2 separate regions of the Homo sapiens genome follow, and region 1 is linked to region 2. A link is an interaction called in ENCODE POLR2A ChIA-PET data of the cell type or tissue named here. Cell type or tissue: OCI-LY7. All regions are shown on one strand. Links, peaks and the distances in the headings refer to the core of each region. The heading gives the core; the rest is flanking DNA. Region 1 overlaps KCNA6-AS1 (KCNA6 antisense RNA 1). Region 2 overlaps DYRK4 (dual specificity tyrosine phosphorylation regulated kinase 4).

The links. ChIA-PET counts read pairs that join two places held together with the same protein. Peaks named below come from ENCODE experiments on the same cell type or tissue, not always from the same donor. Only the 100,000 strongest peaks of a DNase experiment are listed, where the experiment ranks them.
Region 1: POLR2A ChIA-PET joins it to region 2 with 8 read pairs; 2 of 35 experiments call an interaction of 5 or more read pairs at or near these places.

The regions. Positions count from the first base shown.
Region 1 is chr12:4,815,716-4,821,092 of GRCh38, reverse strand. The region is part of intron 1 of KCNA6-AS1 (KCNA6 antisense RNA 1); the gene reads left to right. It also overlaps a transcript of KCNA6 not described here. Among named protein-coding and RNA genes, the nearest start is that of KCNA6, 9.1 kb to the right of the region's middle. In OCI-LY7, for the core only: CTCF peaks have their summits at 4,729 and 4,938; a DNase peak (open chromatin) is centred at 4,872.
Region 2 is chr12:4,581,342-4,586,718 of GRCh38, reverse strand. All of the region lies in intron 2 of DYRK4 (dual specificity tyrosine phosphorylation regulated kinase 4), which reads right to left. Among named protein-coding and RNA genes, the nearest start is that of DYRK4, 22 kb to the right of the region's middle. In OCI-LY7, for the core only: no CTCF peak of the experiment used is centred there; a DNase peak (open chromatin) is centred at 2,268; H3K4me3 peaks cover 585 bases; H3K27ac peaks cover 1,828 bases.

The DNA.
Region 1 (5,377 bases), core at 139-5,138, 230 kb before region 2:
AAGTGCAGGGAAGAGTCTAGAAACTGGTTTCTGCCTCCCAAGGCATCAGAAGTCAGCGTTCCTGGGTAAGATGCTGGCCTTCTGCATCCCTTCTTTCCGCTATAAAATTCAGAAGACTCAGATAACCCCTTGACTTCCTGATTTCCAATCTATGACAGTTTCCTTCTGTCCAGTCACTAAATTTAACAGAAAAAATAAAGCCTTAAGAGGTTAAAGAATCCCTTAATCAGTGAGATTAGAAGCCCAGAGCCTGTACATGAGCCTCTCTTTGTCCAGTGCTAAATACCTTTGGTCTGCACTAGCCCTCAGTCATTAGTCCTCCCTTAAAAATCCAGAAGCTGGTCATCTGGTTCTGGGCTTCTCTAGCTAGGCTCACTGCCTCTGTGCCCTGGAAACTCAGGGGAGGGAAAGATAAAAGTTAAAATCACTTAATTCCATTTTCTATGGGCAGCTCTGCTAAGGAGTTTGGTTGGGTAGAAAATGAAGAGTTATTTTTAAGAGTGTGTGTGTGTGTGTGTGTGTGTGTGTGTGTGTGTGTGTGTGTGTTTAGGTAATCCTTACAGTTCCATTTCCCATGGGAAAATATGCTGGAGTTGGAGTTAGAAAATTTGGGTCCCAGGCACAACTCTGCCCCTAATTTCCTGTGTGATCTTCGGCAAATTATTTCACTTCTCTGCATCAGTCTCCTTCTTCCTAAAGAGGCATTCACTGCCCCCTCCATCTGTGACCCTCTGCAATGCTCCAGGGCCTGAGGGAAGGGTTAAGTGAGAATTCTCATTCTAGTTTGGCTGGAAACAAACTTTGTTAAAATATATACATATTACCAGTATATCCATCCTATTCTTCCAAGATATATTCAGATTATATTTCTGTATATTAAATCACACCGTAAGGGCAATTATTTAAAGAAATTCTGCTGTGAATCCTCTGGGCAAAGAGCCTTCTGGTAAAAATAGCTAGCTATCCTGAGTCTATTTTTTATGTCATATTTCATTTAAATGTTTATTTCAGAGAACAAAACTGCAGTTGGCAGGGACCCTGCCTTTCTCTGACGTGCAGGTAGTTTCGGCCCCACTCTCGGATGGGTGTTTGGTGTCTCTAAGGGTCTCTCTGCTGATTGGCAGTGGGAAGAGCCATGCTTTGCTAAGAGTTTATTTCCTGCTAAACTCTTTCACTGGCTGCCTCTTCTGAATCTCACAGCAACTGTGTAAGGCAAGTGATGTTAGCTTCCTTATTTTGCAGATGACGAAACTGAAGCTCGGTGAGGTTAAATGAGGTACAGCTAATAAACAGTGATTCAGACCAATTCTCCAACTCCCATGGCAGGCAAGCCAGCAAGCTCAGAATCCTCAACCATGAGGGCAGCCACGTCACCTTGCCCTGGGATAGGACCTTTGTTAAGAAGCCGTAGTGGCTGTGGCAGTGAGCTGAGGGTGAAGACAGCAATCTGGCCCGTGCCAAGACCCCTAACAAGAGATGTCATAAATGCTCTTTAGGTGGAGTGAAGGCCAGGGGAGACCCACAAGGGCAGGGGAGCTGGCTTCTTCCAACTACGAGGCCTCCTGTCTCCTCCACCTCAAAGAAGGACAGGAAAGCAGAAACACAGCCACGGGAGATTAAGGGGTACCCCCACCTGCAAAGGGGGCCGTGAAGGTGACTGGGGAAAAGAATGCATGCTGACGGTGAGGACCAGGACAGTGGAAGTTTGAAAGCCACTGGAACAGGGTAGGAAAACTCTGGGCCAGGGGCTGGCTTGTGGGTTCTGTCCCTTCTGCTAACTATAAGACCCTGCATTCTTCCCAAGGAAGAAGGCAGGAGCAGGTGTGTGAGGAAAACTCGAATGCAGTGTCAACCACTGAGAATGTTAAAATGGGAGAGGGAGATCAGTGGCAGTACTGAGAAAGGGATCCATAGAAAGATGTTCCACGTATATATGCTACACACATATAGAATATATAGCACCATATGTGTTTGTGTATATACGTGGGTATATGTATAAGCATGCATGTATGTGCCTGTGCATACGTGTGTATATGTTTGTGTGTGCATATACGTGTGTATACATGTGCATATGTATATTCATGTTTCTGTATATATACGTGTGTGTATATGTGGTTTTGTGTGTGCATATGTGTATATATGTGTATGTGTGTGTTTTTGTGTATGTATGTATGTGTATGTATGTATATATATTTATGTGTGTATATACGTATGTGTGTATATGCATATGTGTGTGTGTGTGTGTGTGTGTGTGCACTTTCAGGGACCCATAGGGAACAAAAGCACAGGACACCTGCTGCTGCTCCATCAGAGACAAGCTGGCATGTAAACAGAAGTCTATAAACACATTTAGGAGCTATGGCTTCATTCTTCTTGCCCAATAACAGTTAGACCCTCACTGCATTCCATTCTGTTCCATCTCCCCTGAAGAGGATGAAACACACATTACTGTGTGCCTTTAAAGACATCACAACCCCTCTGAGCTTCAGTTTTCTTATCTGCCAAAGAAAAAAACAAAGCCTAGCCTACCTACTTCATTTCACTGCTGCAGGATGATAATAACAGCTGACATTGTACATTTAAACACTGTACATACATTAATTCATTTAATCCTCAAAACAACCCTATCAGATTGGTACTATTATTATCCTCCATTTGACAGAGAAAGAAACTGAGGCCACAGAACTGTTTCATAACTTGCCCCATGTTACCCAGCAAAGGAGGGATTTGAGCCGCGACGATCAGGCTCCAGCAACTATGCTCTTAAACCCTTTGTTAAATCGCACGATGTCTGAAAGCACTGAACGTGTTTGACAATGTTCTGTAAATGAATAGCACCATTCTTATTCTTGCTAGGACTATTCCCAGTGGGAAGGATGCAACGCAAGGTCAGGATTCCCTAGGTGAGGATAAATCCTGCAACCTCAGATCTGCAGCCCCACTAGCCAGGTGCCACGCTTCCAGTGGCAAGTCCTCCCCGCCCCTCCCAGCTGCAGGACTGTCTTCCTATGTTCTTTTTCAAAGCAGTGTCTCTGCTGCCAAGAGCAGGTTTGTCTGTCTCCTGGAGACAGCGGTTGTCAAGCCCTGAGAGAACAGCAAGCATGTCAAAAATAGCAGCGCCAGCAGACTGCGTGGCTGCAATTTCCTTTTGAAATGTCGCCTTTGCTCTCACCAAAGAGCCAGGGTCTGTCTGCGCTCCTTGCAGCCTGCAGCAGAAGCTGCTTAAGATTCCAAAATGTTTTCCAGGAGGAGGTAAAGTGTATCTGCTGAGGCTCGTGACCGAGGAGTGAGGAATTCTCTTTAGAGTAACAATGATGAGGTTGGAGTTGGATTAAAAAAAAAATTGTAATAAATCCCATCAGGACTAGTCCCCAAACAGGTCAAGTGATAGCCAAGGTTAGACCAGTGCGAATGATACTTCCTGTAGGGTAGGAACCTTTCCTCTTTTGTTCTGAAAATGAGGGAGTCCCTCTCCTATTGTTAATGTGCACCTTCAAACACAGCAGCTGCTTTGATAACCCTTCAAAGGCAGTGGCTGATAGATTTCCACTCCCCCTTTAGGGTACCAGGTGAAGCCAGGGGATGAGGACCAAGAAGACCAAGAGGCAGGGTGAACTATTTTCTCAAGTTCAGAACAAAGGGACATGAAAAACATGACCATTCCCAACCCCACAGAGACTCACTCAAGGCCAGCACAGGAAAGTGGTTCATCAGGAGACCTGGCAAGATGAGAGGCTAAAAGCCCATCTGTCTTTCTTCCCCGCGGCCTATGTCTGGGAAGATCCCTCTCCCTGCCAACTGCCAAGCTCCAGACCCTGTTCTGCCATGAGCTATCTGTGCAACCCAAGGCAAAATATGAAGCGGGATGGAGAGAGGAACTCCTACCACCTAGTAAATGGAATTCTTTTCCTCCCCTAAGTGACTGTGACAAGGTAGGATTGGAGGACACTTTCCTCCCCACTTCCTTCCCATGGCAATAACACACAGTCAAAACCCATGTGAGCCAGGATGGCAGCTCCAGCCAGATTGTCCTGGAAGGACCACGCTCTCTGGGAATCTATCTTGGAATGTATGTTGAGTTGCAGGCAGATAGAAATGCTGCTGCAAGCAAGGGCTCAGCCAGCGGAGAGGAGAAATGACAAGCCACAGGACTGGCTGGTGCATCTGAGGAAAGCACCAAGGAGAGGGAAGGGAGGGTCCAGTGGGCACAAGGCAAAGCAGGCCAAGAGGGGATCAGAGTCTGGGAGAGAATCATTGAAAGGCTCAGTAAGACAAATGAAGGCCGTTACCGTCCACTTCTTTTGTTTACCGGAAGCACCAAAGACTGCTGGGACCTCTTCATAGGGCTGTTAAGCATCAATAACGACTGTAGAGGGACTGTAGGTAGGGGGCCAGGGAAAATAAAACCTTTATGTACCCACAAAAAAAATTTCAAAAAATTCAAAAATAAAATAATAACCATAGTAGATAAATACATAAAACCTTGGGCCCTATGCAATCTCTTAAGGAATTCTGAGTTTACAGGTGCAGGGATTTGGTGGGGTTTTTAGTTTGTGGGAACTTTTCTTGGAGTTTTTTTCTTTTTGCCAGCAAAGTGTAAGTTCCCTGGGCAAGCTCAAGACCGTAGTCCTGTATAATGAATAATGTTCAACATATATATCATAGTTCAGTGCATGCTAATTATGCCCTGCACTTACCCAAAAAATGGCATGACATATCTTTAGAGGAAAAAAAGAAAAAAGAGAAAAGCATGTAACTCTCATAACAATTTGATGTCAAAACGAAGCACACACAGACACACACACACACACACACACACACACACACACACACACACACACACCAGTTCGTGGTATTGTGCATGAATAGCAACGATCGACTGCATATAAGCTCTAAAGTGTCCCCATGTGGCAGAAGAAAAAAACTGTCATTCTATTCTAGATATTGTCTGGTCCATTTTTAGACATGCTAAGCTTCTAGATTTATAGGACCAAACCGTTCTCCCAGCCCAGATGGAAAACTCCCAGATTATTAGACTCGTTGCTTTCTTTTTTTTCACAATTCAATGATTTTGGGGTGCGATTTTTAGAGTTGTATGATTATTACCACAATCCTGCTTCACAGCATTTCTATTATCCCCCAAAACTTATCTGGGGCCAATTGTAATAGCACAACCTTCAACCCCATGGGGGCCCCTCAGGTTGTCCTAGTGTCCTGCTGCAGGTGGGACTTAGCCCATGCTCTAAGACTTCTAGCAAGGAGACCATCAATTCTCCTTGCGGACTGCCTGGTGAATCTTAATCCTCCTTGTCAAGGAGTGTTCCCTGCACCTTGCACCACAGAGATTTATGTCCTTTCCTTTTGTTCTGCCTTCAGT
Region 2 (5,377 bases), core at 155-5,154:
TGTGTGTGTGTGTACGCAGCCCAGGAGTTTAGCAGCCCCAGGTGACCAAGTGACCCCGAGGACTGGTGGCCTCTACATCTCTGCACACTTGTACTCCATTCTCAAATACCCACAGGTCACACAAGTTTATGAACTTGCTGATTGTTGGCTGTCTTTCAGCAGCTTCCCCAAGAGGCACACAGTGCCCCATAAAAACACTTAATTCGACCAAGGGATCGCTGGGAGGCAAAAGGAAGCGGGTGTGCTCTCCCGTATTCACAGCTGCAAGACAGGATTTTTTTTGAAGAAAGTGAGCTTTCATGACATTGTTATATCTAAGCCAATAAAACAGGAATCTCCTTAGTAGTCCTGAGCTCTGTATCTAAATCTAGAATCTCCTATGTAACAAAAGATTTTATTCACAGGGGTCCAGAGCAGGGGGGTGCTTCCTGTGCAGTCTAAGACCTGGGCCCTGCCTCTAGAGGGGACAGGAGATCAGAAGAAAGGGCATCAGTGAAAGCCAACGAGGCTCTTTTCTTGTTTCTAGAGAAGGTGTCTTGCCCTGTTACCCAGGCTGCAGCCTCAACCTCCCAGCCTCAAGCAATCCTCCCACCTCAGCCTCCCAAGTAGCTGGGACTACAGGTGCATGCCACCAAGCCCAGCTAATTTTTATTTTTATTTTTATTTTTGGTAGAGACAGGATCTTGCTGTTTTCCCAGGCTGGTCTCAAACTCCTGAGCTCAAGCAATCCTCCTGCCTTGGCCTCCCAGTGTTGGGATTACAGGCGTGAACCATCATGCCCCCAGCTAAAGCTCTTTTCAGTTCTCGTTTTTGTGACCATCACAGCTCTCAGAAGACTTCTAAACAGCCAGAACTAAATTATGAAGTTTCTTTATCTTCCAAACTTTTTGTATGAATATGTACTGCTTTTATCATTAAAAATACCATTTTGAAAAATTATTATTATACTTTAAGTTTTAGGGTACATGTGCACAACGTGCAGGTTTGTTACATATGTATACATTTGCCATGTTGGTGTGCTGCACCCATTAACTCATCATTTACATTAGGTATATCTCCTAATGTTATCCCTCCCCGCTCCCCCCACCCCACAACAGTCCCCGGTGTGTGATGTTCCCCTTCCTGTGTCCATGTGTTCTCATTGTTCAATTCCCACCTGTGAGTGAGAACATGCGGTGTTTGGTTTTTTGTCCTTGTGATAGTTTGCTGAGAATGATGGTTTCCAGCTTCATCCATGTCCCTACAAAGGACATGAACTCATCATTTTTTATGGCTGCATAGTATACCATTGTTTAAAAGCAAAAGATATTACAGCAGATAACTATAAATGGTTCCATGCAATGCAAGGGAGGAGAAGGCAATAATAAGTGCAGCAGCACTCTCTCCATGAGACCCTTGAGAGAGTGGAATAGGCTCTAGAAGGAGGCATCAAGGAAACTACGCTGGGAGAGCTTCAGTCTATGGAAACAGCAATTGTGGGAATCAAGAGAAGGGACAGGAGATGCTGGGCTCACAAGTAGGCTGAGGCCACTAAGATTCACACGTAGGCCCACACTTGAGTCGGGATTCCCTGGGGTCTCCCGCTGTGCTTGTCATCACTAAGAGATAAACCCATAGGATCTGAACACTGCGGTGACATGCCACAGGCAGGCTGATGGCGGGTGAGGGGTGCTCCAGTCTCAAGTCCTGACCCAGGGCCCCTCCTCTGCCGTCTTGTGAGTCTGTGTTTTGAGCTAGCTAAGCACTTGGGTTCTCACACTTCTTTTGTTTTCTCAGAAGAAAAAAAAAGCAAACTCCATCCTCATGTTTCAGCTAGCTCACCCTTCTCCAATAGAAACTGAGTTCAGCTTAAAAGCTGATTAGAGGCCAGGCGCGGTGGCTCACGCCTGTAATCCCAGCACTTTGGGAGGCCGAGGTGGGTGGATCACGAGGTCAGGAGATCAAGACCATCCTGGCTAACATAATGAAACCCCGTCTCTACTAAAAACACAAAAAATTAGCCGGGCGTGGTGGTGGGCGCCTGTAGTCCCAGCTACTCGGGAGGCTGAGGCAGGAGAATGGCATGAACCCAGGAGGCAGAGCTTGCAGTGAGCCAAGATCGCACCAGTGTACTCCAGCCTGGGCGACAGAGCAAGACTCTGCCTCAAAAAAAAAAAAAAAAAAAAAGGCTGATTAGAAAAGGAAGGGGGAAACTTGAAACCAGTTTACTCACCCTGCCCCCTACTCTGCACCTGGCATTTATGCAAAATAACTACAAAGGTGCCAAACTGTTCCTTCCAGTTACTCAGTCCTGTGATCCTGCTCTTCTTCTTGCCTCAAAGATTCTTCCGGCAACACCTGCCTCCTGCTTCCGCAAGCCGGAAGGATGCACAGAATCACTGAGTTGCAGTGGACCTTGGAGATGCATTCATTCTTAACGCATTTACTGAACATATCTATGTGCCTACCGAGCAGTGTGCCAAGCACAGATCACACAGTCCAGCCTCCCTAGCAGTAGAGCCCAGAAACCTGTATTTTAAGCTTCCCCAAGTGAGTTCTGTGCAGGCAGATTTGGGAGCCACATTCTAATATAATCCCCTCTTTTGGAACTAGTCTCTCCCACCTCTGAACTTTTGTTTTTCTTTGTGTCATTGATGTTTATGTATCCTTTCTAACTTTTTACAAATTTTTCTCATCTTCCCCCAGGAAATTCCATGGCAACAAACATTAGGCTTTCCACAATGTGCCAGCCCTGGAACTTCAAGACCAGTCCCACTGGCTGGGTCATCGGGCGGGGCGGTCCCACAGAACCTGCCCTGCGTGTCAGTGTCCATGCCATCATTACAAGAACGTAAAGTGAGCTGGGACCAGCTCCAGAGCCAATCTTGGATTTGCTGCGTGTCTCAGGAGGGAGTAGAATTTCACTAAGTGTCATCTTCCCTGACACTACTTCTTTGTATGATGTCACAGGGAAGTGCCTCAATTGCAAATTCATATTACTGAACACAAGCTGACAACCATCTCACTTTCAAAAGTGAGAGTCAAGGCTGGGCGCAGTGGCTGACACCTGTAATCCCAGCACTTTGGGAGGCCGAGGCAGGTGGACCACCTGAGGTCGGGAGTTGCAGACCAGCCTGGCAAACATGGTGAAACCCTGTCTCTACTAAAAACACAAAAATTAGTCGGGCGTGGTGGCAGGCGCCTGTAGTCTCAGCAAAGGTGCTGTGACTGAAGTACAGAGCACGGGGTAGCGAGTGGCTTACAAATATTAATACAAGAGGGAATGGTCACAGAGGCTTCCTGGAAAAAGTGCTGCTATGGCTGAGGCCCAAATGCGGGTGAACGATGGGGACGTGGACTGGGTCACATGGCGTTGGGGTGGGTGATGGGAGAACATTCCAAGCAGAAACAGAGCAGGAGCAAAAGTGCTGAGATGTAGAACAGTGCCATGTTTGAAAATGGCAAGACTTGCAATGGCAGGAGCCAAAAGGCAGGGGTAGAAGCTGAGGAATGAGAATTGCTTGAACCTGGGAGGTGGAGGTTGCAGTGAGCTGAGATGGTGCCACTGCACTCTAGCCTCGGTCATGGAGCAAGACTCTGTCTCTTTTTCAAACTTCAAATTGTTACGATTTCTTACTGTGAGTGGCATAATTATGTGAGAATAAAGATACCCCTTCACCATTCTTTGCCCACCACATCCCTAGTTCAGGCACCTATTGCAATGGTCTCCTAAGCAGTTTTCCTGCCTCTCCGCATTCCATCCCATCCTCTACCCTTCCTCCTGAGTGGCCTCAGAAATTAAACATGAGCATCTGATCACATTAGTAAGTTGCCTCCATCTCCTAGCAACTTACCAGGGAGCAGAAGTCCTGGCTCACAAAGCGCCCCCAGCCTCAACCCTTGTCATGGCCCTACCCCTGCCTTTTGGCTCCTGCCACTGCAAGTCTTGCCATTTTCAAACACCGCACTGTTCCACATCTCAGCACTTTCACTCCTGCTCTGTTTCTGCTCGGAATGTTCTCCCATCACCCACCCCACCGCCATGTCATCCAGTCCATGTCCCCATCGTTCACCCGCATTTGGGCCCCAGCCATAGCAGCACTTTCTCCAGGAAGCCTCTGTGACCACTCCCTCTTGTATTAATATTTGTAAGCCACTCGCTACCCTGTGCTCTGTACTCTATTACAGCACCTGCAAAGGCTTGTTAGACAAGGTTGTTTTACTGGTTTCTTCTTCTGGTATATAAGACTCTTTTTTATTTTATTTTATTTCATTTCATCTCATTTCATTTCATTTTATTTGAGATGGAGTTTCGCTCTTATTGCTGGAGTGCAGTGGCGCCATCTCGGCTCACCGCAACCTCCGCCTCCCAGGTTCAAGCGATTCTCCAGCCTCAGCCTCCCGAGTAGCTGGGATTACAGGCACGCGCCACCACGCCTGGCTAATTTTGTATTTTTAGTAGAGATGGGGTTTCTCTATGTTGGTCAGGCTGGTCTCGAACTCCCGACCTCAGGTGAAACCTCCCACCTCAGCCTCCCAGAGTGCTGGGATTACAGGCGTGAGCCACTGCTCCTGGCCAAGACTCTTTAATAAAAGACCTGGGTCTTATCTCAAAGCCTAACATGATAAGCATTACAGATAGAGCATCCCTAGCCTGAAATGCTCCACTTTTGAGTGCCGACAATGACACCACTCACGTGCACAAACTTTGTTTCATGCACAAAGTTATTTAAAATACTGTATAAAGGTGCCTCAGGCCACATGCATAAAGTGTATATGCAACATAAATGAATTTTGTGTTTAGAATTGGGTCCCATCCCCAAAATATCTCATTATGTATATGCAAATATGCTTAAATCTAAAAAAATCTGAAACTCAAAACACTTTTGGTCCCAAGAATTTCGGATAAGAGATGCTCAACCTGTAGTAGGCACTTAAATATTTGCTAAAGGAGGAGGAAAAGAAGGTGAGAGGGAAGGACAGGAGAGAGGCAGGGAGGGAGCAGGATGTTTCAGGACCCAGCACTTGTCCTGAAAGATCTGAGACAACTCTAGGCTGTCCAGGGAGACAACTGAGCTTTGACTTCAGTCCTTCCCTCTCCTGGTGGTCAGTCCATCCTTGCCCTGTTCTAGCCTCATTCCTCGTTCTTAGTGGCTTCTATTCCCACCAGGAAAGTGCTCCCATGCTCCCCGGCCCTTCTTTTGGAAGGAAAGCCTCTAATCAGCGAATTCACACAAGAGAATCTTCTCTGCTCATGCCCCCTCTCAAAGGCAGCTGCAATTTCAAAGAGAATGCCTGGAAAAGGAAGCGCTTTCTTCCAAATAAATGAATTGCTACTCAAAGGAAACAAGAGATGGTTCATGGTAGGAAAGAAGAACCTGTCTGGCAGAAGCCTGTT